Linked DNA regions of Homo sapiens: regions 2, 3, 4 and 5 are each linked to region 1. Evidence: chromatin loops called from intact Hi-C (ENCODE). Cell type or tissue: endothelial cell of umbilical vein. All regions are shown on one strand. Each heading gives the region's core, and the rest is flanking DNA. Links, peaks and the distances in the headings are about the cores only. Region 1 overlaps KCTD16 (potassium channel tetramerization domain containing 16). Region 2 overlaps NR3C1 (nuclear receptor subfamily 3 group C member 1). Region 3 has its middle 27 kb from the start of FGF1. Region 4 overlaps ARHGAP26 (Rho GTPase activating protein 26). Region 5 has its middle 170 kb from the start of HMHB1.

The links. A loop is a pair of places that touch in the nucleus more often than their neighbours do. Peaks named below come from ENCODE experiments on the same cell type or tissue, not always from the same donor. Only the 100,000 strongest peaks of a DNase experiment are listed, where the experiment ranks them.
Region 2: it touches region 1 in a loop (6-fold over the local background); 3 of 110 quality-filtered maps call a loop at or near these places.
Region 3: a loop joins it to region 1, with 4 times the contacts of the local background. A loop is called at or near these places in 10 of 110 quality-filtered maps.
Region 4: it touches region 1 in a loop (5-fold over the local background); 17 of 110 quality-filtered maps call a loop at or near these places.
Region 5: a loop joins it to region 1, with 2.7 times the contacts of the local background. A loop is called at or near these places in 3 of 110 quality-filtered maps.

What each region holds. Positions count from the first base shown.
Region 1 is chr5:144,188,989-144,195,757 of GRCh38, reverse strand. The region is part of intron 2 of KCTD16 (potassium channel tetramerization domain containing 16); the gene reads right to left. Among named protein-coding and RNA genes, the nearest start is that of KCTD16, 22 kb to the right of the region's middle. In endothelial cell of umbilical vein, for the core only: a CTCF peak has its summit at 3,524 (motif pointing right); DNase peaks (open chromatin) are centred at 3,537 and 5,647; H3K27ac peaks cover 2,482 bases.
Region 2 is chr5:143,309,269-143,314,268 of GRCh38, reverse strand. It overlaps NR3C1 (nuclear receptor subfamily 3 group C member 1), which reads left to right. Exons shown (of 9, transcript NM_000176.3): 3 at 101-267; 4 at 4,056-4,172. Among named protein-coding and RNA genes, the nearest start is that of NR3C1, 92 kb to the left of the region's middle. In endothelial cell of umbilical vein, for the core only: no CTCF peak of the experiment used is centred there; DNase peaks (open chromatin) are centred at 648, 2,598 and 4,478; H3K27ac peaks cover 4,226 bases.
Region 3 is chr5:142,709,838-142,716,606 of GRCh38, reverse strand. No RefSeq gene overlaps it. Among named protein-coding and RNA genes, the nearest start is that of FGF1, 27 kb to the right of the region's middle. RefSeq lists a silencer at 3,206-3,405. In endothelial cell of umbilical vein, for the core only: CTCF peaks have their summits at 3,107 and 3,311 (motif pointing left); a DNase peak (open chromatin) is centred at 3,146; H3K4me3 peaks cover 559 bases; H3K27ac peaks cover 796 bases; H3K27me3 peaks cover 251 bases.
Region 4 is chr5:142,919,274-142,926,042 of GRCh38, reverse strand. The region is part of intron 10 of ARHGAP26 (Rho GTPase activating protein 26); the gene reads right to left. Among named protein-coding and RNA genes, the nearest start is that of ARHGAP26-AS1, 54 kb to the right of the region's middle. In endothelial cell of umbilical vein, for the core only: no CTCF peak of the experiment used is centred there; a DNase peak (open chromatin) is centred at 3,202; H3K27ac peaks cover 769 bases.
Region 5 is chr5:143,982,706-143,989,474 of GRCh38, reverse strand. No RefSeq gene overlaps it. Among named protein-coding and RNA genes, the nearest start is that of HMHB1, 170 kb to the right of the region's middle. In endothelial cell of umbilical vein, for the core only: no CTCF peak of the experiment used is centred there; a DNase peak (open chromatin) is centred at 3,564; H3K27ac peaks cover 1,012 bases.

The DNA.
Region 1 (6,769 bases), core at 1,052-6,051:
GAAATCAGAGAGGCACTCATTTAGAATTCATTTAGAGCTGTTCCAGACAGGGCTGATTCATTAGAGTGCTGATGATCTCAGAAATATTTTATATGTGTATATAAATGTAAGTCCGTTGCAGCACTCTACCGTACAGCTAATCTGTATTTGGTTCTCAGCCAGTGAAGACTAAGAGCCATTTGAGTGGCCCTTCCCTCTCCATTTGTTGACTCCACCAGCTCCCTCTTTCTGTGGTTCCTTGTGTGCCAGTGAACACTGAAGCTCAAGATGGCTGACAAAAGGTGACCAAGCAACGGTGCTGGAGATTCTGCAAAAATCATGAAAGGTGCTGGATGGTAGCAAGCAGGCTGCACTGCAACAACCTCAGATGCCCCCAAGGAGGTGGTCTAAGAAACCCAGATCAGCAGACATTTGTTGCCTGGTAGAAATCCTTTGAGATTTTGAAGGACAACATAAGCCTTGCAGCAACCCAGAAAGATAAGAAAGGTAAATAGAAGAAATCTTGGGCCAAAGGCACATATAGCATCAATGTAGTTAATGTGATAATTTCCAGGAAGAGATTCCCCCATGCTAACAGGGTATGCCTATAGTTTAACAATTGGGGGATGGTGGTAGAGGAGGATTTCAAGCACTATTTCTATTTCAGATACACAGGGAGTCCTGTAATTAAGGATATCCTGAGGGTCTGGGGAAGCTGACGGTGTAAGCAACAGTTCTTTAAGGCAAGTGTGTGACACAAAGGAAATCTAATAAAAGAACAAGTTACTTTTGATCAGCACAAAATGACAACATTGAAGGATTTGTGGTCACCTTTCATTACTGCAAATAAAATTTTCCTTAAGTTCACCTAGTATTCACAAATTCATAGTATTCACAAAAAATACCAAAACACAATTTAAGTACTAAAAATGATTATTTCTTGCACAGAGAAGCAATAGAGCATCATGGTTAAAAGGGTGGGCTTTGGGATCAGAGAGTCCTGGGGTCGAATCCCACCTCCATTGTTTACCAGCTGAAAAAGTTACATACATCTGAGCCACAGTTTTCTCATCTGTACAACAGGGGTAATAATTGTACTTCCCATACAGAGTTTTGTGAGAACTAAATAAATAATGCATGTTAAATGCTTAGTGCACTAACTGGCCCATAGTAAATGCTCAACAAATGTATCATTTGCTATTACAAACACATTGCTTCGTGTCTTTTTAAAAATGAATTCTCTCCTTCCCCAAACTGTTCTAATTATTAGCTCCACAAGAGCTCAGGGTAGAGCCACATCACTAACATTGACCAATCCTTACTCTGGACCCCTTACAGATGTGAAGGGAAGGAAACAGAGCAATCATATAAATCTCCCTTGAGGATGCAGAGCCTCCTACTGAGAGGTGGTTTGGATAAGTCAAAGAGCACCATACGGCAGTGTTGTAATGTTTCCCGCATGGATAACACATTTTCTACTTGACAAGTTATCAGTGTCACCATCTCTGGCCCCATAAGCTCCAGAGCTTGTTCCTCATTTGTTAGATGTCACTTGTCCCAGCATGGTGCTTTATATACAAGGATATCTGAGTGAAAGTCTGCACATTTTTAATGTTCTCTTCTTTCTTCCTAAATATTCCCCCTTGTTGACTAATTCAGTCTCGGTGAACCATCTTCACTGTATGCAAATGACTGTAACACCTAAATGCTTGGCCTTGCTTTCTTCTCAACTTCCATACACCTGCTGGGCATTTTTACAGAGATCTACCAGCACCTTACACTCGAGTCCTAAGCTAAATATCTGTTTTCCACTCTCATCTTTTTCATTTCTCCAAGTTCTCCTTCTGTGTTAAGAGCATCACAGGTTTCTCAGTCCAAGTGAAAATCCATCATCTGATCCCTCCCTTTCCATTGGCACCCAACACTCAATAATTAAGTCTACCCACTTTCTCTACTATACTTCTTTCAGATATCTCTTCTCTTCGCTTCCATTTGTCGTACCTTTGTTCTTTGCCTTTTACCCAAATTTGACTAAGAAATAATTATGGAGCCATGAGCCAGGCACAACACTAAGCTATAAGCTCTATGTGTTGGGGATCCAGAAATGAATAAAGTAGACCAGCTCTTTGCCATCATGGAACTTCCATTATAGGCCAGACACACAGATCATAAACAAATAAACAAATAAATGAGCAAGATCATTTCATATAGTGAAATGAGCTATGAATAAAATAGAATAGGTAATATTTAAAAAATCTTGTTTGGGGCAAGGAGAAGAGGATTGATACTGCAGGCTGAGACTCTGGGGAGGGGAGCCAGCTATGTGAAATGCTGGGAACAGTGTGCTCTAGGCAGGTGGAATGGAAACAGCAAAGGCTCAGCTGTCTGAGGTGAAACTAAGCTCGGCTTGTTCAAGGAACCAAGAAAGCCAGCAAGTTGGATCCCAATGAGCAAGGGTGAGAGTGCAGGTCTGAGAAGTAGGCAGGGACCAAACCACAGATTTCATTCTATGTGTTATGGGAAGTCATTGGGAATTTAAAGTTAGAAGTGACATGTTCTGGTTTGCTTACTTTTTAAAAGGTGACTTTGGCTGATATGGGGATAACAGATTGTCAGGGAAACAAAATTAGTTGTAGGGAGATCAGTGGGGAGAATTTACAGGGATTTAGTGATATATGATGATGTCTCAGACCAGAGTGAAGTAGAATACATGAGGAAAAGCTAGCAAGGATTTTGGGGGTACAGGTGGTGGTATTTCTATATGGACCTGTTAATGTTCTTCCTCCTTTCAAGTTTTTACATCTCAGTTCATTTGACACAAAGCTAACAGTGTCCTCTTTCTAAAGATGCCATTATTTGCCCAGATATCTTAATTGGCTCACCACTGCTCATAGAATAAACTCCAAAGTCCTTGGTGTATATTCAAAGCTCTCTGCTATCTGGCCTCACCTTCTTTAGAGTTCCATACAAATGGGCTGATAAGGAAAGGGAAAAAAATGGTTACAGAGACATTCAAAAGTTCTGAGATAAATCATTTCAAAAATAGTGATATTCATAGAAAGTGGTGCTGGTTTTTGATATGTGAAGGACCAGCATTCACAGCTCTTCAACTGCTCTTAAAATCTGAAAGGTTCTGTCATAAATGAAAAAGCCACAGTGCCTCAACCAGTGGCTTGCTTTAACTTCCAAGGGAAGAAATAGGAAAGCTCTAGGAACTAGAAGAAATCATGTAACCCCTTAGAACACAAATAAATAGATGAATTAATTGATTTTGTTACAATCCTTCGCTTTATTCGTTCCCTGGTCTAAAATCTCCCATTATAATGCAATTAAGTGAAACCTCATGACAAAATGTAATGATTAAGCAAACTATAAAAAGGCAGAACTTGATAGAATGAAATCGTGTATCACATTGAACATATGATTTCCTTTCTCTTCTGCCTTAAGTAAGCATTTCTTAGAAATCAAAAATTCATGTCAAGATCATCAAAGCCGACTTGAGACGTCATCAGGATTAACAATCTAGAGTAACAGAAGGGGGCAGTGTTATCACAGTCTCTTGCATCAACCTGAAACCTTGAAGAAGAGAAACTGAAAGTCACCCTGAGTAACACTGTTCACTTACCCAGCATCCTCAACTGAGTCCCAATTTCAATTACTAATTTCTTTCCACTTGTGAAGTCTTAAGCTCCCAAAGTCAGCAATGAGATGCCCCCTTTGGTCCACCAACTTGACATACCCTGCCAAGCCCTATAAGAAACTGATCCCTTCTCACTGTAGCCTCAAGAAATGCAAGCCTGTCTCTACATTTACCTTCATTATTAATTATTCTGCCTTTTACAGCATGAATGGTGAAAGAAATTCACTTGTATTGACCATATAAGAAAAATACTTTATATTTAACATGTTATCAGAAAAGGCCTAAAGTTTATTTGTACTGCTGAAAAAAAAAAAAATGGAAATACGCAGCTCCATGCAGAAGCACTGCCGCAAACACTCACTGTTAGCCTGAGATGCATAGAAAAACAGGGAACTGTCTCGGCTGTTGAGATAATTTAGCAGACAAGTCTAGAGAGAGATAAGTGGAGGCAAAAGCTGGTAAACACCCCCAAAGAGGAGGTGAGATTTCTTAAAGAAATCTGAGGAAGGATAACTCAGCCAGCTGTCTTCAGGGCTTAGGGAGGGAGGATGAGAGGAATGAGAGGAAATATCATGACTAGACAGAGTTGCTATTGCACTTTGAAGGACAGGTGGAACCTAGAAAACAGAAGCTAAAGGTTCTATGTAGAAGGGAAAAGTGGTTGAAAAAATATGTGTGTAAGTGTGTCAGGGGGTATATGGAGGGGAGCAGCAGTTGGGAAAAGAACAGTCAATTATCCAGTTTGGCTGGAGCAAAAGGCACCAGTGAAAGAACAGTGGAGGAGTTTGAACTTAATTCTGTAAACACTAAGTAGTCATTGTGAGTTTTTGAGCAGAAATGACAGAAACAAGTTTCTCAACGACCACCACTTCTACAGAGTAACTCAGAACTCATCTACCCTCTCCCCAGCATCCCTTTGCTCACTTATCAGGGAGGACTTCCACCAATGATTCCCATTCAATGTCCCCACTGACAGGTGTGGCTTTGACATTAAAGCAATAAGAATTTCCGTTTTTACAACAGTATTAAAAAATATTTTCCCTCTATCCCCCAGCCATGAAAGAAAGGGAAATAAAGATAAAAGCTGCTCTATTACCCATTTGGCAAAGTGAAGAATGGTGTACATTGAATGTCGCACATTAACGACAATCAGTGAGGCTCACCTTCAGCAGAGAATGAGAATGTTTTATGTGTGTTGTGGTGTGTGTGTGTCTGTGAGTGCCCATTCACTCATTCATTCAGTAAATGTTTGTTTAGTATGTTCCACATGCTAGGCATTGCCATAGGCAATGGGGATTCCACAATGAACACAAAAGAGCTGAAGCTCCTGCCTTCATAGAGCTCACATTCTAGACAATAAATGAATAAGCATATAGAATGTCAGATGATAATAAATATAGTGGAGAAAAATAAAATAGAATATTAATTACTATGTTACTGGGGAGGGGTATTAATAGCAAAGGGACAGAGGGGACAAGGAAAGAGGTAGGGGAAAAGTGTGTTCTTTAGTAGTTTAAGCTAAAAAAGGCTTTTTCCAGTCAGGTGAACTATAGTAAAGAAAGGAATTTTCATTCAACAATCAATCGTAATATTAATAGATATAATAATAGATACCAATTACTGAATCACTACTACATGACTGTCACTATGCTGAGCATTATTTCATTTATTCTTCACAATAAGCTTTGTTAGTGTGACACTTATAGGCACAAAGGAAAGTGAGGCATCGTAAGAAAGAGAGAGAACGGAAGGAGAGAGAAGCCAAGGTTCAGATAAGTCAAGTAGCTAGCCCAAGTGATCTTACGCAAATGTACAGAACGTGGATTTGAGTGCAGACACTCTGACTCCAAAGCCTGCACTCTTAACCCAGACACTGGGTTGAGGTACAGAGATAAATAAGTCATGGACTCTGCCTTGGAATTGCTCATAGTCTAGTAAGAGAGACAGACTCGTAAACAAATAAATCCAGTGCAGTGATAGGAGCTATAATAGAGGTATAATAGCGTTAAGGAGACACAGAGGAAAGAGTGACTAAGTGCCTGGCTGCGGGTGGGGTGAAGGGTTATCAAAATGCAGACATATTCATTTGTGCTTATGTAATTCATTGCTCTCGCTGGGTCTGGTTACTCACAACGAATCTGCAGTTCCCTCCAAAACCTTTTCCGGTGGATTTCCCCAGTCTGTCTTCACAGGTTGTGGGTTGTCAGCCTCATCCTGAATGCAATAAGTAGTTCTGACACAGAGGCCACATAAACTCTTTAAAGCCACTGTGGAGAAGGAAGGGAAATAACAATATAGCAGTCTACCTTAACTACCTTCATAAAAGGCTAAGGAATATGGCAACCATGTGAATTAAAATGAGATGACCAATATAAGGGAAAAGAGGAAAAATGCTGGCAAACCACCTGAAAAAACTAAAGGGCATGTGTATTGTGATACAAGGTGGCTGACAACAGTTACTCAGAAAGGAAAATTATATTCCGTGAAGGTCCTTATTACCTAGCACGATTTGCTTTAAGCCTCCATTCTTAACCTAGGTCTGCAAACGGGATTCACAAAATTCATGAATTCCCTGAAATTGTATGCAAAACTCTATGTACCTGCTCTACATTTTCTTTTTCTTTTTTCTTTTTTTTTTTTTTTGAGATGGAGTCTCACTCTGTCACCCCGGCTGAAGTGCAGTGGCGCAATCTAGGCTCACTGCAAGCTCCGCCTCCCAGGTTCACGCCATTCTCCTGCCTCAGCCTCCCGAGCAGCTGGGACTACAGGCGCCCGCCACCACACCCGGCTAATTTTGTTACTGTATTTTTAGTAGAGTCGGGGTTTCACCATGTTAGCCAGGATGGTCTCAATCTCCTGACCTCGTGATCCGCCCGCCTCGGCCTCCCAAAGTCCTGGGATTACAGGCGTGACCTGCTCTGCATTTTCTAGAGATCCCAAGAGTTCATCCAAATTTCAAAACAGTACATGTTCTCCAAGTAGGTTAAGAGCTGTGCGTTAAATACTTTCAGAACTGCTACTCCAGTAGATTTAAGTATAAAGAGCCTGGCATATCTTAGAGGGTCCAAAATGTCTAAGTGCATCCTTTGATATCATTGTTATTTATTGCCTTTATCAATGTGTTTGCAAATTACTGGTGCTACTTAGACA
Region 2 (5,000 bases), core at 1-5,000, 880 kb after region 1:
TCACTGTGAGCATTCTGACTATGAAGTGAGAAGCTAAGAGAACTGTATTTTGATATTCCTTTGACAGTTAAATCATAACACTGTTCTTCCCCTTCTTTAGCCCCAGCATGAGACCAGATGTAAGCTCTCCTCCATCCAGCTCCTCAACAGCAACAACAGGACCACCTCCCAAACTCTGCCTGGTGTGCTCTGATGAAGCTTCAGGATGTCATTATGGAGTCTTAACTTGTGGAAGCTGTAAAGTTTTCTTCAAAAGAGCAGTGGAAGGTAGTGTGTGTTTTGAAGAGTTTATTTTTCCTCTACTTGGTTTTCATTTCTCAGGGTGGATTTTGAAATTTCCATTATATGCAAAGCCCATGAAAGGCTAAATATCAGTTAAGAGGGGAGAGGAGGGTGGCTCCTAGGTCCTCTAATGGGCAGGAAAGTATTTAAAACAACAATACAAAAAGATCTAGAATAAAATAGAAAAGTACAAGTTGATGTCTGGGAGTTTGGTCAGGGAGCATAAGGTAACACTATAAGAAAGTGCTATCATATGAAATGATGGTGTTAAGTTTGGGCATAACATAATGTTCATTGTATTAGAAACATGGGCTTTAACTTCCATAAGCTAATAGGTTTCAAAGTCACCAACTTTACTGGCCTGGCAAAAATGAGTCACAGTGAGAACTGTGACAGGAAAAAAAAAAGATATTCATTTCATTTCTTATTCATTTTTTTTTTCTATTAAGCCAGGGCACTGTGCTAAGTGGTATAAATACCAATAAGACCTGATCCTTACCCTCTGGGAAGTCACACTCCACTGAAGTGAAAGATGAGTTAACAATGACAAGGTACAGAGATTATAATATAGATGAGGGAGAGAGAAACTCGGCCTGAGGAGGTCAGGAAAGGTATTTTAGAGAAACTGATTTCACTATATAAATGTTGTATTAACACAAATCTTACTTTGTTATGGATTCAGACTGCTGACAGGGCAACAGCATTATCTCCCTAAAGAATGAGAAATTCATTCCATAGCAAATTTATTAGAAGAGAGTCTAAAATGTCCTAATACTACCAGTGACTCCTCTAGGAAAAAAATTGTCATATAATTTAGTTATTTCTAAAGCAGTTTGAAAGTAGCTTGGCCTAAAGCTCTGATTATATTAATTTTTTAAAGAAACAATTATTCATTCACTGTATGAGGATTATTATTATTTGTCTCATGTTGTGTTTGCATATCCATGAGAGTTAGATGAGTCATTTTCTTTTGTTTTACTTTTTAATACATTAGCAAATTATAAAATTACTCATATTACACCACAAAGATTACAAGGATGGCAGCTTTGGCCAGTGTAGTAGTCCCACCTATTGATTAGAGTCAAAAGTAAAGCCCAGCCCTGCTTTGTGCATTGCTCCTAATAAAGTGGATGTTACTTAACACATACGCAGAAGACAGAAGCGTCTTCGTGTCCTCACTTTACTCCTCACTTTCTTAACTGCTTAAGTATTTCCACGATATAAATGCAGTGATAATAATAATACGGACAGTCCCTGACTTAACGATTTTTCAACTTTTATGATGGTGGGAAAGTGATACGCATTCAGTATGGCTCCTCGACTTACAATGGGGTTGCCTCCAGATAAACCCATTGTGAATTGAAAATATCTTACACTTAGCACTCCATTCTTAATACCTGCTAGAATTATAGATTATCCCTCAAAATTGGCATAGTATAATATGGGTATCAGCAAGTTGTTGCACTTTATTCAGAGCTTTACACTAGGCAGGGGTGGGCTTTACTTTTGACTCTAATCAATAGGTGGGACTACTACACTAGCCAAAGCTGGCATCCTTGTGGTCTCTGTGGAGTAACGTGAGTAGCATTATAATTTACATCCCCCATAACAAATGATCCAAGAGAGTATGTGATCAATGCAGCAGAACTATTGTCTTTTATTATCTGATTTCACATGTAACATGCCATCACTTCTGCCATATTTTATTGGCCACACAGACCAATCTTGGTAAAGGACGGAAAGGGACTGCACAAGACCATGCATTCAAGGAGGCAGAGATCACTGGGGGCCATCTTGGGAGGCTGGCTACCACACCCACCATAAATAGAAAACCAGAATTATTTGCCAAAAATAGACTTTAACCACAAAAATGAATACCATATAAACAAAACAAAGTCACAAAATTTCAGCTGACTTGAAGACTCATCTTTCTATTAGTTAGAAAGGGAATTTACCAAGTAGTAGAAGACACAGGAACTCCAAAATAAGATATCTCATTGTCTTATCAGAAGGGTTGACAGGAAAATGGGCTGGGCACTGTGGCTCAAGGAAAATGGGCTGTGCACTGTGGCTCACACCTATTATCCCAGCAATTTGGGAGGCCAAGATGGGAGGATTGCTTGAGGCCTGGAGTTTGAGACCAGCCTGAGCAACATAACGAGACCCCGTCTCTACAGGAAAAAAAAAAAAAAAAAAAACGTTATCCAGGCATCGCACCTGTAGTCTCAGCTACTCAGGAAGCTAAAGCAGGAGATTCAGGCTGCAAAGAGCTATGACACACCACTGTACTCCAGCCTAGGCAACGTAGCAAGAACTTGTCTAAAAATAAATAAATAAATGAGTCAAGGAATGAATGAATGGATTGACAGGAAATGACTATTAGTTGTACGTGGCCATGTGTTATGAAATAGTGAATACTAGTTAAAACTCCTCATTTTATAGATAAGGAACAGATAGATAGACTTGTCCAACTTCATGCTAATAACCACAAAGGGCTATTTTTAACTTATGAAGGTACATTGCCTCTGATCCTATAGCTCAGAGTCTTAGCTGTGCACAAGACATACCTGGGATAAAGAAATCAAGATTGGCGTAATGTGCACATCCTGACATTTCAGTTGGATATAAACAAAACTTTGGAATTTTTCATTTTTAGCAGTGGGTGATTTTTTTTCTTTTTTTCTTCCAGTAACTGTAGGACAGTGATTTAGAGATTCCTTATAGGGTATAACTTTTTTGTATTATAACCACTTCATCAATAGATGTATCTGTTGATCGTACTTTTGATTTATAGGGGATAGAATTGGGTTAGTGCTTCCATTTTCTGTCCAAGTAAAGAAGCTAGGATATTTATAGAGTACAAAAAGAAATTGAAACAGCTGGTACAGATATTTGGCATTGGAGAGCAGCTCTGAACAAAGGTGAATTATAGTCTAGTGGTCAATTTTGTGGCCTATTCTTTACAAAGAATTGAACCTGATACAGTTAACCATCTACCCCAAACTATTATTTGTTTAAAACACAATCTATTGGCTGGGCGTGGTGGCTCATGCCTGTAATCCCAGCACATCGGGAGGCCGAGGCGGGTGGATCACGAGGTCCTGAGATCGAGACAATCCTAGCCAACATGGTGAAACCCTGTCTCTACTAAAAATATAAAAATTAGCCAGGCGTGGTGGCGTGCACCTGTAATCCCAGCTACTCGGGAGTCTGAGCCAGGAGAATTGCTTGAACCTGGGAGGCAGAGGTTGCAGTGAGGTCATGCCACTACACTACTACACTCCCAGCCTGGGCGACAGAGCGAGACTCCATCTCAAAAAAATAAAAATAAAAAAACATAATCTATCAAACTGTGTAAAACACAGTTTATCAAAAAAGTAGTTACCCTTGGTGGGTACTGGCTGGAATTGGGCAGAAAGGGGGCCTGTTGGGGTACTGTTCTGTTTCTTGATCTGAGAGCTGATTACATAAAGGTTCTTGGTTTGTAAAAATTTATTAAATGGTTCACTGATTTGTGTACTTTTTTTATATGTGAATACTGCAATAAGGTTTTTTATTGCACTGTTTTCAGTTTGTTGAACAGAAAAAGGGAGACTCTTTTTGTTGTTTTTGACCTCTCGACCTCATAATGGCAATGTAGGCAAGAACATTCCCTCAAGGCAATACCTGTGGGTGTCTTGGTTATATTCCACCGGAAACAAAGACAGAGGCTGTCCTTATAAAATATGTTTGAAGACCTGTGAAACTTTAATAGTGCCTTTTATTCCATATAGGACAGCACAATTACCTATGTGCTGGAAGGAATGATTGCATCATCGATAAAATTCGAAGAAAAAACTGCCCAGCATGCCGCTATCGAAAATGTCTTCAGGCTGGAATGAACCTGGAAGGTAATATAAATATCTGAAAGCAATTGTTTGTCTCTGTAGCTTATAAAAATTTATCATTTTACTTTTGAAGATACACGTAAGCAGATGTAATTAATGTAGTCAGTTCAGTATATATATGCTTGACTAGCATAATGTTACTGCCCAATAAAAATGGGAAATTTTTTTCATGAATATGTCATATTGTTTGTTTATCCACCAGTTCTTCTTACACACACTGAATTCAGTACAGCCAGACTATATACAAAGAAAGGAAATTATGTAATAATGAAACTTACACAACATGCAGCAACTTTATTATTCTTACTCCTTTTTTCAGCCTCAAAACTATTCCCTAGGGTTGGAAATGTTTCTGTATCAGACATATTTACATGTCCATTTTTCTGTTTGCCTTTTAAAAGCATACCTTTTACTTGGAGATCTGTGTTTTATTACAGATCTTCAAGCGGGGGGTGGTGGGAAAAAAAAAACCTCAAGGAAGAACTGGATGGGTTTTGTTTTGGTTTTCAAGTAAAGAAGAAACCTGGGCCGGGTGCAGTGGCTCACGCCTGTAATCCCCGAAGTTTGTGAGAATCCTTCTGTCTAGTTTTTATGTGAAGATATTACCTTTTCCACCGTAGGCCTCAAAGCGCTCCAAATATCCACTTGCAGATTCTATAAAATGAGTGTTTGAAAAACTGCTCAATCAAAAGAAACGTTCAACTCCATGACCTGAATGCACACAACAGTGAGAAGTTTCTGAGAAAGTTTCTTGGTCTCCCCGCACTTTGGGAGACCAAGGCAGGCGGATCACGAGGTCAAGAGATCAAGATCATCCTGGCTAACATGGTG
Region 3 (6,769 bases), core at 795-5,794, 1.5 Mb after region 1:
TTTGAGAACCACCTCTCTAAAAAGCGGGAATGTTTTCCTCTTCCATTTGGCAGACTGTGAGGGTATCTTCAAGTATTGTCTTACCTAGGACACTGACATATAATAAACTCTCAGCTCTTTGGGTTTAAACAACAACAGAAAAAATAGACTACATATCCTGAGTGCTTAGTACGTGTGAGTTACTGTGCTGACGCTTTTTAGTATATAATCAATATTTTTTAAATCTCTGATATATTTTACATTCTTGTTTTTGTAATTAGTGTGTATCTTACCTTTACAGCAGATCTTAATTTGCAGTAGCCCCCTCTCCAGTGCTCCAGAGACACGCAGCTGCCACACTGGGTCCTGCAGGGCTAGACTCTGAGCCCAGATTCTGCCTCTGCCCAAATGGCTTCCAGCCTTTAGATGTGGAACAACACGTGCCAATTTTACTTCAATGTCCTTCCAATCCTGTCCTTATTTCAGCTATTTTATCAGACTCACATACCTATTCATGTACTCTGCAATCAGTCCTTGGAATAGTTCCACATAGTTTAAAATAAGGTCTGCAGTTTTATAAAATTTATCAAACAGCAGAATACCTCATCTGGTGGCCAGACTGTGTTGACTATTATCATATTTTAGTTCTGATAGCTTTTCAAGGGGCTGTTTTCCAAAAAGTCTGTGTTTATGCATGCTAATCCTATCCAACGCTAATCACTGATGCACAAGTTCAATCACACTCTCCCGCTTTTTGGTTTATCTCACAATATCTAGGAGTATTCATCTCCATTCAGAGATTCTGCCTTTTCATTAGCCCTATGTGATGTTTCTCCCTGTCGTTCCTCATGTTATCCTTAGCAAATGTTTCTGATCACTTAGGGAACCAATTATTCTCTAGAAAATTTGCAGTAAACCCTTTAGTCTTACCACATTTGTTCACTCAAATTTTACAGGTATGAAAATCAAGATAGACTTAATTACTAAGGTCAACCTTTAAGTATTATGCCAATAAAAAGTAGTCACGAGTTAACCCTTATGAAATGCTTCCTGTGAGCCATGCCCTGTGCTCAGCTCTTGACATGCATTATTTATTTATCCTAATAGGCCTATGAGGTAGGTGCTGGGGCGATCGTCATGTTAGAGGCAGGGTAAGAAGGTGCAGAGAACTTAAGTAACTTGCCCAAAGTCACCCAGCTAGCAACTGGCAGAGCTGGGGGTCATATCAAGCTGTGGATGATGATACAGTTGGTCCCCTAACCTCTATACTCCATTGCCAGGAAAGATGATTTACAAAAGTTCTTGTTAGGCCTTCTTTTGATGAGGAAGTATATATATGTGTGTGTGTGTGTATATATATATGTATATATTTATGTGTATATATATATATACACACACACACATATATATGTGTATATATGTATACACATATATGTATACACATATATGTATACATATATATGTGTGTGTGTGTATATATATACACATATATATACACATATATATATATATCTTCTGGTATTCTAGGAACTGTCTCTGAAGCAAGGTGCCAGGACTTCTCAGGATGCAGGGCTTTTGACTTGAACAGGGGGCTGACTTCCCATCAGAAGCTTGAACCAAGATGTCACATCAGAAACCCTCAGAATCCAGTGCCAGGAGAGCACCGGGTTCAAGAGTGAATGGGAGTGGGGATATGGAAGTGGCAAGTGAAAATGATTCCTTCAAGAAGACAGGCTACAGGCCACAGCAGGAGAGAGACAGGAAGGATGGGAACTGAAGGGAGGCAGGGCTTAAGGGAGGGTTGTGCTTTCTCTGTGTTAATTTGTTTTGTTAACTTCTTGAGCATATTGCAATGCTGATGGGGGAAAAACTAAGAGCTGAAGGCACAGGAAAGCATAGAGGGGCGGATAGAAGCTGAATCAGCAAGGACCCCCAAAGAATCCGCTCATGAAGATATTTGAAGCTCATGTCAGGAGAAATGTTCGCCGGGTCTGACACCAAAGCCTGCTCGTGTCTGCATCACTCTCTGGCTTCCCACTGTCACTGCCTAACAATCTACGGCTATCAAAGATTCCGAGAGCCAAGTGGCTTGGAAGTTGTTTGAGTCAGAAACATTTTCCCTCCACTGGGCACAACTTCTTATCCTTTTCAGTGAGGAAATACAAAATGCATGATATCAGAACATATATCCTAGGGCAGCCCCCTATGTAGGTGATATGGTTTGGTGCAAGGGACATTAAATCTGTTTCTTCCTAAAATAGTTCCCATCAGCTTTCTTCGGACCTTGAACTATTCCATTGGGATTACCTTCCTAAAGAGTCCTGTTAAAATACCAACAGGTCAAAACAATCTCGAAAAGGACACCCATGCTCATTGCAACATTATTCACAATGGCCAAAAAGGTGAAAGCAATCCTGGTGGCCATTGACAGATGAATGGACAAATAAAATGTGGTATATACATACAGTGGAATATTATTCACCCCTAAAAGGAAGGCAATTCTGACACACACTACAACATGGGTAAACCTTGAGGACACTATGCTAAGTGAACCAAGCCAGCCACAGAAGGACAAATACAATATGATCCCATTTATAAGAGGTACATAGAGTAGTCAAATTCAGAGGCAGAAAGCAGAATGGTGGCTTCCAGGTCTGGGGGAAGAGGAATGGGGAGTTTTTGTCTAATGAGTGTGGAGTTTAAGCCTGGGAGGATGAAAAGAGCCCCGGAAATGGATGGTGGGGATGGTTGCACAAGAATGTGAATGCACTTAACACCACTAAACTAACTGTACATTTAAAATGGAAAATTTTATGTTATGTGTATTTTTCTGCAATTAAACAAAACACCGGGTGATTTAAAGGGGCTGCCTGATCAATAGCCAAACTATTATTAGTTTGACTCAGCTTTGATTTCCTGTTAAGGCCACTTTGCCCAGAGCAGGACTTTAAGGAGCCAGAGCAGCGAGGAGCCGGAGATGGAGAGGTGACAGGCGTGAGGACAGTAATTCACTGGGCGCTGGAATGCGTTTTGACAAAGGCCAGGTGTCGGTTCCCGTCCTGACCTGCAGGGGGCACTCTGGTGGGTCCTGGGAAACAGGAGGAGAACGGGAAGCCTAGAAAGCCCTGGGAGCTCCTTGAGCGACAGGGAAGCCTCTGTCTACCACTTTTACTGAGGCCGCCGGCAGTCAGGATACTACACAGTGGTTATTCTTAGGCCCCTAGAGTCAGCAAAGCCTCTTGTTTGGAAAACCTCCTGGGTCTCCCCTCGCAGGCTGTGTAAGGGGCGCCCCGCTCGCCCCGCGTCTCCGTGTCCGGGGTGGGTGTGAGGACGGCAGGGCCGCGCCCCCTGCTGGCCGCTCGCTCAGCTGCGCTGTCGCCTCCTCTGCCATCAGCCCGTGGGAAAGAAAGCCATTTTGGTCACAGGAAGCAACGTTTTCAACTTCTCTCATTAATGAGAAAGACAGAATTGTGATACTCTAATGGGAATACTCGAGGAAGGAATAAATTAAATTTCCATGCAGCTCCGGCTCGAGTCCCAAGCTGAACAGATGCTGTTTTTATCAAATACTTTCTATTCTGTGACGTGCTCTGCCAACTTTCTATTATTAGACAAATCAGGAAAAGTCTGATTTCTCTCCCTTCTGGCTTCTCCTTCCCGCTTTTGTGGGAGGGTGGTGGTTTGGGTGGAGACTCTGTCCTGTCCATAGAAGGTAAATGACAAGGAAATGGCAGCCACCTGAAAACTTGCCTTGATGCCAGCATGTCCCAGAAATGTCCTTTAAAATGACATCTCATCCAGGCGTCACCCCATCCCAGATGGCATAGCTGATGGGACAGGAAAAAATACATATTTTAGAGTATTTACAGCATCATTTTCCCCTGCCCCCACTTCCTTCCTGTGAAGGAGGAATTAGTCTTCACTAGCCAAGTTCTGGAGTATTTCTTTTTCTTTTTTCTTTTTTTTTCTTTTAATTGAGATAGTGTCTTGTTGTGTTGCCTAGGCTGGAGTGCAGTGGCACCAACATCACTAACTACAGCCTTGAACTCTTGGGCTCAAGCGATCCTCCTGCCTCAGCCTTCCAAAGTTCTGGGATTACAGGCGTGAGCCATTGCACCTGGCCCTGGAGTATTTCTTGTGCATAATAAGGGAAAATTTGGGAAAGGATTCTGAATTGTGCAGTACCATGGGTAGGATGGGTTGATGGGTCTACCTAAGAGAAGGCAGGGAGTTACATACTAACGAAAGCAGAATGGATCAGAAGGCGAGAGAAAGAATAAGAGAAACAAGCCAGGGATGAGCTGGGTTTGGGAGAATTCAAGAGATAAATTAAGGAGGACTGAAGTAGCTGCTGGGCTGTTGATATGGTTTGGCTGTGTCCCCACCCAAATCTCATCTTGAATTGTAGTTCCTATAATCCCCACGTGTTGTGGGAGGGACCCAGTGGTAGGCAATTGAATCATGGGGGCGGTTACTCTTTTCTATGAGGGAGATGCACAAAGGGAAAAGAAAAGACACACATGCAATACCTTCAAGGGTAAACAACCTTTATCCCATGTAAATGGCAATGCAGATATAATAAGCAAATGATACAAGCAAATTGCAATGGGAAGGGGAAAAGGGAGAAGATATATATATATAGCCTGGACTACTGGGAGGCTAGAAGTTAATGGCAAGGGCATGCCAACTTTCACCCCACTTCTCCCATCAATATAGACTATATATATATACACACACACTCACCAGACGATGGAGGATTCATCACCAGACCAGAAGCAACAGCCTGGGCTCCAGAGTCGGCCACTACACTTACCAGACTATAGAGGATTCATCACCAGACAGGGAAGCAACAGCCTGGGCTCCAGAGTTGACCGCTCATCCATGCACAGATGAGGAGAGGTCTCATGAAGCTTTGGCGTGGTATGGGACCCTAGTTCTTTTTGTAACGACTTATTTGGCATGAGGCCCAGTCACGAGGGCCCTTCATGACTGGACTCAAGGAACACAAAAAGGTCAACTTGTTTTTATGATTGTTTGTTGTTTTTCAATAACTAACATACAGGAACAGATTTCTCCAAAACCGTCTGGATGAACGCCTCAAGGGGCTCATGCAACCTGTTCTGGGACTTGGTGACCATTGTTTGTGTCCACATTCAATTGAGTTCAAATTTAAGATTTAACTTTTCCTCCACATATCCCCATGCTCTTCTTGAGTTCTCATGAGACCTGATGGGTTTATGAAAGGCTTTTCCCCTTTGCTTGGCACTTCTCCTTCCTGCCGCTATGTGAAGAAGGATGTGGTTGCTTCCCCTTCCGCCTGAGGCCTTCCCACCCCTGTGGAACTGTGAGTCAATTAAAACCTCTTTCTTTTATAAATTACCCAGTCTCAGGCAGTCCTTCATAGCAGTGTGAGAACGGACTAACACAGATGTCATGAGGAGGACTTGAGAAAGAGACAAGAGAAGAGGATTCTTCAGAAATGTTGGTGTTATGAATGGAACCCAAACCCCACCCTTTGGCATCTTTAAGAGATTTCAGTAAAGACATAAATTGATTTAAAAACTGTGTTTTGGTCAAGCATAGCGGCTCACTTCTATAATCCTAGTACTTTCAGAGGCCAAGGTGGAAAGATTGCTTGAGGCCAGGAGTTTAAGACCAGCCTGGGCAACATAGCAAGACTCTGTCTCTCAAAAACAAATTAAAATTAGCCTTATGTGGTGGCATACACCTGTAGTCCCAGCTACTCAGGAGGCTGAGGTGAGAGGATCACTTGAGCACAGCAGTTCGTGGCCTCAGTGAACTATGATTGTGCCACTGCACTCCATCCTGAGTAATGCAGCAAGACACCCAACTCATAAATAAATAAATAAGATAAAAACTCTGTTTTGTATGATGGTCTGGTGTTTATTCAAGGCAGCCTGGACTACTGGGAGGCTAGAAGTTAATGGCAAGGGAATGCCAAGTTTCACCCCACTTCTCTCATCAATATAGACTATAGTCCAGATATTTTAAATTAGTATCCTATAGGGTAGCTGGGTGTGGACCCCAGATGCATTTTATTTGGCTAGTTGAGATTTAAGTTTTTTTTGAACCAACAATTGAAAATTGGGATTTCACATTTTAAAAGCCTGCATTTCCTTTCCTACTTCTTTTGAAAAAAATGGAAAAATTTGGCAATATGAGGCCCTTATTACCACAAGGCAAAAATAGGCTCATGCTTTCTAGTTAACCTCAGTGCCCACCCCTCACATAAGGCATATGTATGCATGTATACCTGGCCCACTGCCTGCATTTGCAGGTGGACCTTGGAGATATTGTGGGTTTGGTTCCAGACTGCCGCAGTAAGGCAAGTATTGCAACAAAGTGAATCATACAAATTTTTGGTTCCCAGTGCCTATAAAAGTTATGTTGACAGTATGCTGTAGTCTAGTAAGTGTGCAAGAGCATTATGTCTAAAAATGTACATACCTCAATTAAAAATACTTTGCTGCTAAAAAAATAGTAATGATCGTCTGAGCCTTCAGTGAGTTATAATCTTTTTCCTGGTGGAAGGTCTTGCCTCGATATTGATGGTTACTGACTGATCAGACTGGTGGTTGCTGAAGTTTGAGGTAGCTGTGGCAAGTTATTAAAATATGACAGTAATGAAGCTTGCCATGTCAATGGACTCTTCCTTTCACAAAATATTTCTCTGTACCATATTTGGTAGCATTTAATAACAGTAGAACTTCTTTCAAAAGTGGAGTCAGTCCTCTCAAATGCTGCTGCTTCTGTATTAACTAAGTTTACG
Region 4 (6,769 bases), core at 996-5,995, 1.3 Mb after region 1:
ACGCTAATCTTATTCCTGAATCTGAGTCAACAATAGTGATCTCAGTGGTTTGGCAATTTACCCACTTCCTATTGGACAAGGAAAAGCTATTACTAACTCCACCCCACTGAAACAAAAACACTCAGAATTTAACAGTACCGTTCTTTCTAAATCAACCTCCAAAGATCTAGAATTTACTCATTCATAAGACTATAAATCTTCTGTTGGCAAGAGTTCATTCCCCAGCTTCCATCCACACTACTGTATATTTAAGGGTCAAATTCAAAGTAGAAGAGCTGAGGCACCCACAGGAACACACAATCTCAAAGCCTGTGTCTGAAACCTGCCCCTTATGCTTATTTAGGAGACAAAGGGGAATGATAAGGAATGGAGCATCAGCTGCCATCCACTTGCAAGAAGAGTTTTGCAAGTGCCAGGGAAGGGAAGTGGTCCTTTGTTTCTAAAGTGCTACTGGGAAAATGAATTCCTAACAGTTCCTGGACAATGCAATGGTTCGGGTTCAGAAGAGCTTCATTTACACAAAGATATGGCCAAAGCCACATAGAATAATCTTGGAGAATGACACCTTTTCCATGTCTGTTTATGAGATTACAGACCCAAATGTCTACGGAGACTCGGTAAGTAAGAAAAATTAGGGAAACTGGATAAGAAATTCTTTAATCCAAGGAAAATAGACTTGGTCTTATGTTGCTCTTGGTTTTTTCTTTTGCAGTTTTACTTTCAGATAGAAACAAAGAACAAAGAATTATCTCCCCTCTGTGGGAAAAACAACAGTGCAAGTGCAAAGCAAAAAAGCTGTCACTCGTCTTCATGGGGGAGGTGGGCAACAGGGCATGGTGGGGACTGCGGCAGAACAGAGAGCACACACCCCACCTAAAGGAAATATCTGTCATTCAGCTCAACCGGTAGCTGGCATGCGGGAAGGCATGATCAGCAGTTAAAGATTTTTTTCAGTTTTAAACTGTTGCCTCAAACACTATTCAAGCCAAACCAAGCATGTCTGTGGACCACCAGTTTGCAACTTCTGTTGTCTGTGTCTTCCTCTGAATCTATCTGAGCTTCACCCTAGGTCATCATTACATGTTATAAAGTCATCCATCTCATGCATTAAGACCAACAATGAAGGATGCCTGTCTATATTCTTGATTCACCTTACAGTCAAACTCAGGAGAGTATCTCCAGGTCATCCACAAAGGAGGAACTTGGGCTACTTCCCTTTTTCTTCCAATACTCAAGGACACAGTGCCATCACTGGAAGGCAATGGTAATCTACTATTTGGAGACAGAACATATGAATCTGCACTACTATGCGTGCTCTGATGTAATAAACCATTGAGGTCCTTCTGCAAGACCTTTGTGCATGGAAAGAATTAATAATATGCCATGATAATCTGGGTGTGGTACAGGTGAGAGACAGAGGAAGTAAGAAACCAGAAGATGCTGCAACTGGCAGCCCCCAAACCACAGGTAGATTTACTGAGTGTTTATTATGTGCTAACCACTGTGCTAAGGACTTTACTTGTATTATCATTCATTCTTCACAATAACTGTATGAAGTAGACACTACCATTATTTCTTCTTTTAAAAGTGAAAAGACTGAGACTCACATAAATTACTTGCATAATGTCACACCACTAGTAAGTGCCAAAGCCTGCACTTGAACCCAGGTGTGCCTGAATCTAAAGCAAAGCCCATGCTTTAATGACAATGTTGTACTGCCCCCCTGTGCATGTAGCATACATGTCCTGGGATCCAGAAAGACCAGCATCTTAAGGAGAAGAAGAAAGGAAGGAAGGAGGGAGGGAGGGAAGGAGAGTTGGAAAGAGGAGGGAGGGAGGAAGCAAGGGTCAACCCTCTAAGAAGGTTTTGGAAGTAGCTTCTAATCAATTATTTAGAAAGGATCTGATCCTCTCAGCACTTTGGGATGCCGAGGCGGGTGGATCGCGAGGTCAGGAGATCGAGACCATCCTGGCTAACACGGTGAAACCCCGTCTCTACTAAAAATACAAAAAAATTAGCCAGGTGCGGTGGCAGGCGCCTGTAGTCCCAGCTACTTGGGAGGCTGAGGCAGGAGAACGGCACGAACCCGGGGGGCGGAGCTTGCAGTGAGCGGAGATTGCGCCACTGCACTCCAGCCTGGGCGACAGAGCAGGACTCCGTATCAAAAAAAAAAAAAAAAAAAAAAGGATCTGATCCTAATAAATGAATGAATCATAACCTATTAAAGCCTGCAACCTTAGTATTTTTAGAGGAATGTTCCTAAAATAATTAGGATCATAGCAATAATAATAGTCTAAAAAGTAGGTATCACCAACCACATCAGATAAGTTCTTACATTTTTATGAGAGACTGAAGTCGTAAAACATCGGGAAGCCCAAAGACATCTTTGGCATATTAAATTGCATGGCTCTTAAATGCAACAGATATTGACTGAGTTCCTATTATGTGCCAGTCATCATGCTAGGTATCAGGGACATAGAAGCAAGCAAATGTTAACACACTGCACAAGGACAAGGCATTATTCACTGATGGGATGAGTGAGACTCAAGGAGAATGCAAATACCTGTTACTACTATTGATAACAAACTATGAAAATATAGCTTCTGTTTCATGTATTTTTTTTTCATTTTTACTATTCTATCTCACAATCAACAGAAATGTACATAAGTGGAATGTACTGGTTGAACTGTTTCTTCTATCCAGAATTACATAATAGCTCATTTTTGGTTTTGATTTTAAAAAGACAAACTCATTTTATATTTAGAAATTGGTAAATAAACTGGTATATTCAACCAATAAAACTCCATATTTCACCAGGCAGACTAAAGAGTAAAAATAGGGTTGCCTCAATCACCCTCCCAATCAAGTCCATTAACCACCATACCCCATTCTTTGTTAAACCAGAATCAAACAGCAAACAGGCATGCTCTCATTTAATTAAAAGAAAAAAAAAAACTCCATGACAAGTTCAAACTACATGAATTCTAAGACTCCAAGAACTTCTCCACTAACTTATTTTACAGAACAGCCAAAAAGCAATTCAGAAACTATGGTATCGTCTCCCAACTCAAGTCATGGAAGTCAGAGTCATATAACACCCTCTGAGGAAGGAAAACTCCATTTCCTGCCTGAAATGTCATGGCATTGAGACCAGCACTCTAATCCAACCAGCAGGAAGGCAAAATAAAATATTATTTCAAACAAGGGGTGAGAAGGGGAGGGAGGGGAAGTCTGAAACCAGGAAAAATGGATTCATGTGTTGCAAAAGATAAAGGCACGTTGCACCAGGAGGGAAAAGTAGGACTGCCAGGTTCTCAGCACACACAGGACAGTGAAATCACTCATCTTTTCTGCACCATCCTAAATAAGCCATTCCTAAAGCAAAGGGCCTGGCACTTTAGTTCAAAGAGCCAGGTAAAGGGTAATGTTTAAACAGAGGCCCAACTAACTGAGCATGTTTGTTTTTGCAAGAAAGTGGGTATGAATGATTTGTGATGAAAGGGTGGGAGGAAGGAATTTCTAGAGAATGAATGAGTCATTTAGGATACTCTTCTTCCTTTAAGGAATAATACTCTCATGATTATTTTTTTCTACAGAAAACACACACACACACACACACACTCTTCTGTCAATGTATACAAGGTGTATATAGGACAGCTGATTTTCAACTGGACCTTCTAATAGTTACTAATACATACACAAAACTGCCATCTAGAGGTTGAATGTTGAAACAAAGTCTGTTACATAAGATGATCCTTTTTGGAAAACACATAATCTCAGTCACACAATTTCACAAAAACACACAAATGCATACACACACACCTCTTAGCAAGCTAGAAGAAACAATATTATTTTAATTTAAAATTAATACAGTTTCTTCTTGAGGCCATAAATTGGAAAGAGAGGGCATAACACTTTATCTTTATTTGAAGCATGTATCAACAACAGGTTATCACATACACAGTTTGAAAATGGAATCTTACCCTAGCAGGCCCTTTGCACATATAACCCGAATGCACCTGTATTTCCTCTCAGCTTATAGATAACTTGAAAACTCATGACACTACAGGAAAAGGAGCACCATTAAGACAAAAAGCAGGCTCACAGGAATATCCACCAAAGCTAAGGTTCACCATCACAACAATAAAGCCCCAGGTTTTAGGGTATAGAAAAAAATTCAACAGCCATGTTTTCAGACATAGGACTCCATCAGAGGGGAATATTAGTGTGTTCCACCTTCAGAAAAAATCCTGCAATGTAGTGATAATTCACCCCATCTTACAGATGTGGTTAAACCACTTACCCAGAGTCACACAGCTAGTAAGGAACAGATCCCAAATTCAAATTTAGGAATGCTCTTATCTTTTTTACCTGCATCATGCAGCCTGCCATACAAACATATTTGAAATGAGGGTGCTGAGGGTTCCAGTAGATTCTTCAGATCTTTCAAAAATCTTTCTGGCCTCCACTATTCTGACTTTCACCAATCTTCAGTTTTCCTGGGTCTCTTCCCTAACAGTACACAAATGCAGGTTAAGTGAGCACCTGCTAAAAGTTTAGTTTAAATAGCAACTAACTTGATTAAGCTCCTCTAGTCTCTTACACAATAGTTTACCATGGCCTCAAAGAAAATAATTAACCCATGTCAAAATTACGTCACCATAAAAAATAAAATTGAACAGCCATATGCACATATTACTGTATTAAAAGCTGCATAAAATGTTCTTCTGCCTCTGGAAGCAAATCACCTGAGACAGATATTTAGAATTGAACAGAGGTATATAAAACATACCTAATTAAACACCCAACCAACCAATACAAAGAAAAGCTTATTACTGTGCAAATGCAGGTTACCTGGGAAGAAGAAGAATAGAGTTGACAGTGGATGTGAAATGCTAGGTTGGGACTAGATCAGAGGAGAGCTACTGCCCTTTACCTATTCATGGAAAGCTTGCAAAACAAGGACTTTGGAACTGGTATGAAAGAAAATCAGATGAGGTCTGTTAAGAAAGTCCTACAGATTTGTAAACTTTATATCTCCACTGCCAGTAGTCTCTAGCATGTAGTAATGCTCAATAAAATAAGGAAGGAAGGAGGGAGGGAATGAATTCAGCGTATTCCAGTCATGCCATCGTCCCCTGTAAGAATGGAAGGGTAAAGTCCTCTTGTTTGTTACTTTCCCCCCAGTATTCTGGCCCTCCAGGTTTGCTGGAACACTCAACATCCTGGTGTTTATACCTTAGTTGCTTGAGTATATATGAGCATTCCAAACTCAAAGGTAAGCTCCATGAAGATAAGTTTATTCTTGCCTTATCCCTTATTACAACTCCAGCACTAAATATCCTTGCCATCTCTAAGAAGCTATCCTTGCTGCCCACCTCTAGAGAGTACCAATGCTGGGAAAGGGGCACTTAACACACAGCATTTTCAAATGTATGGACATTGGTGAGAGTCAGCTAACCCCAGAAAAAAGTAATCATTTCCCTTCCCCAGTGTAAACACTGCCCCTCAAGAGACTTTATTGATTCAGGGAATCAGAAAAAGTTTTATTATTTTTCACATGGTTTACTAGGCCCTCCTGGAAAACACCTGAGAGAAAATATCCACGTGTCACTTACATCTGTGAGAAATTTCTTGAAAATAAACAAATCCAGGGATGCTGGCAAATGACTAGTACCATGATTCTTTAGCCTAAACAAATATTTTCCCTATATTTGCTCATGAATTTCCTTAAGACACTGCATGACGGAGTGAATTATTCAAAGTGACAGAACACAGACATAAGCAAGTACTACCGATTCACATCCTGCTACCACTAATGGCTGCTTTGAAATCATGTCCCATTTTTTAACCCAGAAATTTTACACTAAATCCTCTCAAAGAGTTGACACATTTTGTAATGATCAATCTAGTCTTTATTCAATTAACCAATATAAATTATAAACCTTCAAATGCTTGGTGCTATGGCAAAGTAATACAAAAGCACCCAAGAATGCTGCTTCATTAAAGAATAAAAAAAGTGATTTTTATTTTATTTTACTGAGATGGAGTCTCCCTCTGTCACCCAGGCTGGAGTGTGGTGGCGCGATCTCAGCTCACTGCAACCTCCATCTCCTGGGTTCAAGCAAATTCTTCTGCCTCAGCCTCCTGAATAGCTGGAATTACAGGTGCCCACCACCATGCTCGGCTAATTTTTTTCTATATTTTTAGTAAAGACAGGGTCTTGCCATGTTGGCCAGGCTGGTCTTGAACTCCTGAGCTCAAATGATCCACTTGCCTCGGCCTCCCAAAATGCTGGGATTACAGGCATGAGTCATCACGCTAGGCCAAAAAAGGGTGATTTTTAAAAAGCTAATGAAAGCTTAGGCTATAATCATGTAAAAAAATAAAAGAAAAGAAAGGAAGAAGGTAATTTATGTGAATGGGCTGCTTTGTGAAGTGGGGTTCCTTGGCAATGGGATTGTTCAAGCAGTAGGTGTTGAGTTATCCATTTAAAGGCTGCTGGGTGCATGAGTGCTGCTTCATTGAGAAAGGCCCTCCCTATTCAAACTGCGTTCATTTCCTGGGGCTGCCGTAACAAAGTGCCACAAACTGGCTGGCTTAATCAACAGAAATTTATTGCTTCACAGGTCTAGAGGCTAAAAGTTCAAGATCAAGGGTTCCTCCTGAGGTCTGTGAGGAAGAATCTGCTCCATGCCTCTCCTCTAGCTTCTGGTGCTCTGCTGCCAACCTTTGGTGTTCATTGGCTTGTAGGTGCATCACCTCGACT
Region 5 (6,769 bases), core at 670-5,669, 210 kb after region 1:
ATCACACCACTGCACTCCAGCCTGGGTGACAGAGTGAGACTCCATCTTCAAAAAAAAAAAAAAAACAAAAATAAATGCCTATAGATAATTGTATTTCAGAGGTTAACAAAATGCAAATTCCATGAACGTGATTCAGTAATACTGTGTTTCTGTATGATTCCAGCATCTCATTCAAAGACCCTTAAGACTTAGAGTCAAATAATTATGTATCTTGGGATTTCAGGTCATATTAGAGTTTAGCATCAGTTCACACAGACAGAGGGCTCTGCCTTCTTAAAAATGGATGACCTGAAGTTTCTCTTGTGCAAGCAAGGCTAATCGTTTCTCCCTGTCTACAATCGTTTTTTTGTGGAACAGGTCTTTGCCTCCTTTCTGAGAGTCAGCTTCATAACTAAGAATAACACTATGATAGACTAATAAGTTCATGAGTCCTTGGCTCAAATCCTGGTTCTGCTGTTATCAACTCCATTATTTTAATTTCTTTATCTTATGTTTGCTCATTTTACAAATGAGATTAAAGCTAGTAACTATTTAGGGGTTGTTATGAATTAATAAGTTTTTGTGCTTAGAACAGTACTGCCATGCAATGAGTATTAGCTCCTACTAATATGGCCCCAACACTGTCCCTTTTAACCACAGATGACTAGACCAGGAGTGGCTACCTACCAAGAATATGGAACTAGGGAATATCAGTATATCAGAGTCAATTATTGGAGAGCTCTAGAACTGAAATCACTTATAAAAGTCAGAACAGAGGTCACCATGTTTGAGTCATGGGCATGGATAAGCAATCAGAGAAAGCTTAGTTTTGAGGGAACTAAATAGGTGTAAGATGTTGTACAAAACACTTTACATGTATTTTACATGTATTACCTCATTTAATCTTCACAGCAACACCATGAAGTAGATATTATTATTAGGCACCATCTTACAGAAGAGAAAATTGAGGCATAGAGTGGTTAGGATTCAAACCTAGGAAGTGTAATTCCAGAGACCATACTCATTCATACCCACTCTATATACTGCTATTGAGTAAGTAAGTATATGAGTGAGAAAGAGGAATGGAAAGAGGAATGTAGAGAAAGGAGATCTTGTGTTTGCCTGAATACATGTCTCATAAGGCTCACTTCCTACTCATGGGTTCAATGATATACTTCTTTAACTTTTCAAGAAATTTTCTCCTTCTGCTCTATTTAGTTTGAATGGTTTACTGCTATTTTATGATTCATGACTAAGACTTCCTTCTGTTTAGTGGCAAATTGTCTAAAATGACCAAGAAAACACCGTACTTATTCTCACAATGAACTGCAACTTATGGTTTTTGAGGCTCCTATAGACCTGACCAACATGAGAGGCTAGAGAAAGAGTTCACATACCCAACAACGATTTGAAAGTCTGGTTCAGGATCTACCCAGCCACAGGAAGAACAAGAGCCACAGGTAATTGTTGTACATGGGATGAAATAGTTTCCTCCACTTCAGGACTAAGGTTTATTGAAGAACAGATGGCACCAGGATGTGGTTGCTGCATCTCGATGTCATCTCAGGTAATTTGCATTCTAGATTTTTGGCTTCTCAAAAAAATATTTCTCAGTGTCAGCTTTCACAGTTAAAGTGAATAGGTAGTTTGAGTTGGGCAGAAGATATTTTAAATTAAGAAATCAGACATCTCCATGGTAATCCAAGTCACCAAAATAGGTCAGAGCTAGACTATGTTTCAAAAGACAAAATCACCTGAAGTTAGGGGAAGAGGAGAGAGGTGGCCTTGATGTTCTGAAAATAAAGTAAGTAAGAAGGAAAGGCAGGAAGGAGGGAAGGAAGGAAGGAGGGAAGGGAGGAAGGAAGGAAGGAAGGAAGGAAGGAAGGAAGGAAGGAAGGAAGGAAGGAAGAAGGAAGGAAGGAAAGAAGGAAGGGAGGAAGGGACGAAGGGAGAGAGGGAGGGAGGGAAGGAGAGAAGGGAAGGGAGGGAAGGAGGGAATGGAGGGAATGAGGGGAAGGAAGGGAAGGAAGGAAAGGTGGGAAGGTGGGAAGGTGGGAGGGAGTGAGGCGGAAGGAATGCAGGCAGGAAGGCAGGAAGGCAGGAAAGCAGGCAGGCAGGAAGGAAGGAGCCCATGTTTTCTCATATGAAAATGAAAATGTGATATACTCAAAGCTTGAAAAACTTGAAAATATTATATCCAGTACCCTGACTACTTCTCAGTGGTGACATGTGTCATTTGAAGAAATGTCAGAAGGGAAGAGGAGAAAATTACATTTGGCCAATTATATGTGGTAACCATTGGAACGAAAACACTGACATAAAAGGTCACTAAGTCCACAGTTTCCTCTGGTTGTCCCATTTCTTCGCTTCATTTCTTTAGCTTTATCTAAGCTTTGCTGAAGTCCTGAATGCACTGAAAAGAGCCAAATTCCAGACCTGCTGGCAATGAACTGTGCTTCATTCCTCATGTATGAACTCAGCGTTGGGATGAATCTCTCCCAGTGGAAAGAAACAGGCAAAGAAACGTGGAAATTTGTACAGCTTGGTTATTGTACAGATTGAGGAAGGTGGACTCATTGCATTTGGAATAAAAGATGGGTTTTCCTCCTTTGGCAGTATTTTTAAAAAGATAAAATTTATGATCACAATAAATGTCAAGCTAATTAACTACTACAAAGCACCACTTTTCTTTATGTATCTACTCCCTTTTATAAACAAAACTAATTGGAAGAATGGTAAAGACGCTATAAAAATTCAGAGACTTTTAAGCCAGGAGTGATTGTTATCTGCCATGCTGTGAGCCAGCATTTTTGGTTTCCTGCCTGCCAGACTTCTTTGTGTTCCACCTTCGTTCCCCAATTTTTCAAGCTCCCAGCTCACTCTGCCCATTATTCTCTCCACTAAATGTTTTGACTTTCACATAATGGATTAATGCTGCATTTGGGATAGGAATCAGGAGAGAGAAGACAGGATTGAGGGGAGGATGGGGTGTGTGGGAGGCGCATGGAAGAGAAAATGGGGTTATAGGCTGGGAAAAGGGCCTAACAGACTGACTTCATGAGCCTGTGACCTATGCAGTCATCTAGGGCCCTGAGCTTAGAAGGGATCCACCCTTGGCTTTATGGTCTGCTGCCATCATCTTGAAATTCTCAAACATTTTGAACAATACTCCTCACATTTGCATTTTTATTGGCCTCCACAAATTATAAAGCTGATCCTGAGAGCCACAGGAAAGGAAGCCCAAAGGGAGACAGAGTCCAAAGGTCTCCTAGGAGATTATGAAGTGCATGCGAGCTCCAGGTCATCAACTCACCAGGGCTGAATTCCTACAAGCAGAAAAGGGAGGACAAGGAGCAAGAAAGGAATGTGCTCAGGGTCTGATTGCCCCAGCCTGGAAAGCTTCTACCCTTCCTTTCCTCCTCCATTCAACACACCAACACCTTACAGTCATGCCCAAAATTAAATTCCTTTGGCTTCACATTTTGCCTGCTCTTAGGAAATATATGCAGGACATAATTAGTCATAGTAGTCAGTTATGTTTAGTCAATCAAGGAAGAAATATTTATCCTGTATGTCCTACAGTAAGTCATTCTTCCAGGCACTGTGGATATGATGATGAGTAAGGCATGCAGAAGCCTTGTACTCAAGGGCATTACATTCTAGTGGGGAGACAGGAAATATAACTCATAAATAATAAAAACTATAATATGTGGTACTGATATATGCTATATAAAAATGAAGTGGTAGGTAGAAACTGAACAGGCTGCTTTAGCTGGGGTGGCCTGGAGCTGCCCCTCTGGGGAGATGGCTCATGACTTGACAGCTGAGTGAATAGAAGGCAAGTCTGCGAAGATCTGGAGAATGAATGCTCCAAGAAGATGGAGTACCATATGCAAAGGCTCTGAGAAGAGATCTACTAATAGTTATTTTTGTATTTGAGGGACAAAGAGAAGGCCAATTTCACTGAAAGCTAGTGGATAATGAGGAGAATAAAGAAACATGAGACCAAAAAGTCAGCAGGGGTCGAATCTTTTTGCAGTCCAGAGGAAGAATTTAGATTTTATTGAAAAATAACAGGGAACATTCAAAAATTTTATCGCTGGGGAGTGACATGATCTAATTTACATTTTTGAAAAAAAACTCTGTCTCCTGTGTAGAGGATGGACTGCAGGGAGTGTACAGCAAGAATGGAGGCAGGGGAATGATTCAGAGCCCATGGAAGTGACCCAAGGGAGGGAGCTGGTCACTTCAACAAGAGAGGTAGCAATAGAGATAGGAAAAAGTGGTGGGATCCAGGATAAATTCTGCAGAAGGGGTCAGGATAGATTCTGATGGATTTATGTGAGATCCATTAGAATCTATCCTGAACCCTCTTTTGCTACAGCAAAAGAGGAAACATGAGTGGCTTTTATATGATTAGCCTGAGTAGCTGGTAGATTGCAACCCCATCACTGATGATATAAAGGTTGCATAGAAGATTTTTTTCTGTGTTGGAGATGAGAGTGGAAAGCAAGAATTCTTTTTCAGTCCCTTTACCTTTGAGGGTACTATTAGATATCTTGGTGGAGATATTGGGTAGGCAGCTAGATGTGTGAGTATGGTCAAAAGAAAAGAGGTCTATCCAGGAGATATGGGAGAATTACTAATGTACAAGTGTGTTCTGAAGCCGTGAGATGATATGAGAATCCTCTTAAGGAGAAAATGTAAGCAAAGACGAAAAGAGGGCTACAGAGAGAGCCATGCATGCTCCAAGATTTCAGATCTAGTTTGTTAGTAGGGGAAAAACCAGGGAGGATGTCACAGAACCAGAGATGAAATGTTTTTAAAATGGACAATAATTGGGTGTAGATATCTAATGAGACTTCAAGATAGAACAGGAAAATCACATTGGATTTGGCAAGATGGAAGTAATTAATAACCTTTGGAGGGACCATTTATGTACAATGGGGTTGGAAGTGAGAAGATAAAAATGCTCAGTCCGAGTGGATGGCAAAGAATGAGAAGTGCAGATGGGAGTGCACACAGTAAGTATGGACGCATTTTTATATTTTTTTTAGGAGGAGGGGAGGAGAGAAAAGAAAAAATATAGTAGTAGGTAGAAAACACCAGGACCAGAAAGGCTTCATTTAAAAAAATCTTTTAAAAATTATTATTTTAAGCCATATTTGTACAGAGATGCAACTCATTTCATAGAAGGAGAAGTTGATAGTGCAGATGAACTAGATATAATTGAAATTCTCTTAATCAATTTCCACTTAACCTGAGACTAGATTAACTGCTCTTCTCCATTTCTTTTGTAGAGCATATTGATGATTCCCATGGCTGGTATTCCACACTCTGAAATGCTATGCACTCTGTGTTCACCAGCTTAATCTGTGAAAGGGACAAAGATGCAATTTTGTCCCTCCCCAAACCTGCTAGTGCCTGTGTTATAGGCTGAATTATATTCTCCCCCAAATTCATATATTGAAGCTCTAAGCCCCAGTGTGACTGTCTTTGGAGACAGGGCTTTTAAGGAGATAATTAAGGCAAAATTAGATCACAAAAGTGGGGCTTAAGCCAATAGGATAGTGTTCTTATAAGAAGAGGAACAGACAGGGAGACTGCACACAGAGAGAAATGACCATGTGACACCACAGTGAGAAGATGGCCATCTGCAACCAGAGAGAGGCCCTAGGAAAAATCTAACCTACCAACCCCTTGATCTTGGACTTTCCACCTCCAGAACTGTGAGAAATAAATTTCTGTTGTTTAAGCCACCCATTTGTGGTATTGTATTACAGCAGCCCCAGCAGATTAATAGTCTATTCAAATACAGTCTATTGTAATTGTGTCATTTAATAAAATATTACGTAAAATGAAGAAATCATGTTCAAAAGAGTTGTTCTTAATGAAAACTTAGCTGAATGCTTTGGGAAGACTTGTTCTTTTAAGAAACTGCTTTTAAAAATTGCCATTCCAGGTGATCATTAAAAAGTCAGGAAACAGCAGATGCTGGCAAGGATGTGGAGAAATAGGAATGCCTTTACACTGTTGGCGGAAGTGTAAATTAGTTCAAACACTGTGAAAGACAGCGGCAATTCCTCAAGGATCTAGAACCAGAAATACCATCTGACCCAGCAATCCTGTTCCTGGGTATATACCCAGAGGATTATAAATCATTCTACTATAAAGATACATGCACACGTATGTTTATTGCAGCACTATTTACAATAGCAAAGACTTGGAACCAACCCAAATGCCCATCAATGACAGACTGGATAAAGAAAATGTGGCACATATACATTATGGAATACTATGCAGCCATAAAAAAGGATGTGTTCATGTCCTTTGCAGGGACGTGGATGAAGCTGCAAACTATCATCCTCAGCAAACTAACACAGGAACAGAAAACTAAACACCACATGTTCTCGCTCATAAGTGGGAGTTGGACAATGAGAATACATGGACACAGGGAAGGGAACATCACACACCGAGGCCTGTTGGGGGGTGGGGGGAAAAGGAGGGGAGAGCATTAGGACAAATACCTAATGTATGTGGGGCTTAAAACCTAGATGATAGGTTGATAGGTGCAGCAAACCACCGTGGCACATATATGCATATGTAACAAACCTGCACGTTCTGCACATGTATCCCAGAACTTAAAGTAAAAAAAAAAAATTAAATTGAATTAAAAATAAAATAAAAAATAAATTGCCATTCCATTGTTATGAGCAAGATAACTATAAAAGATTTTTTAAATTTATAAAAATCTAGGACTCTACCCTCAGATTATCTTTAAGCTTCCTCT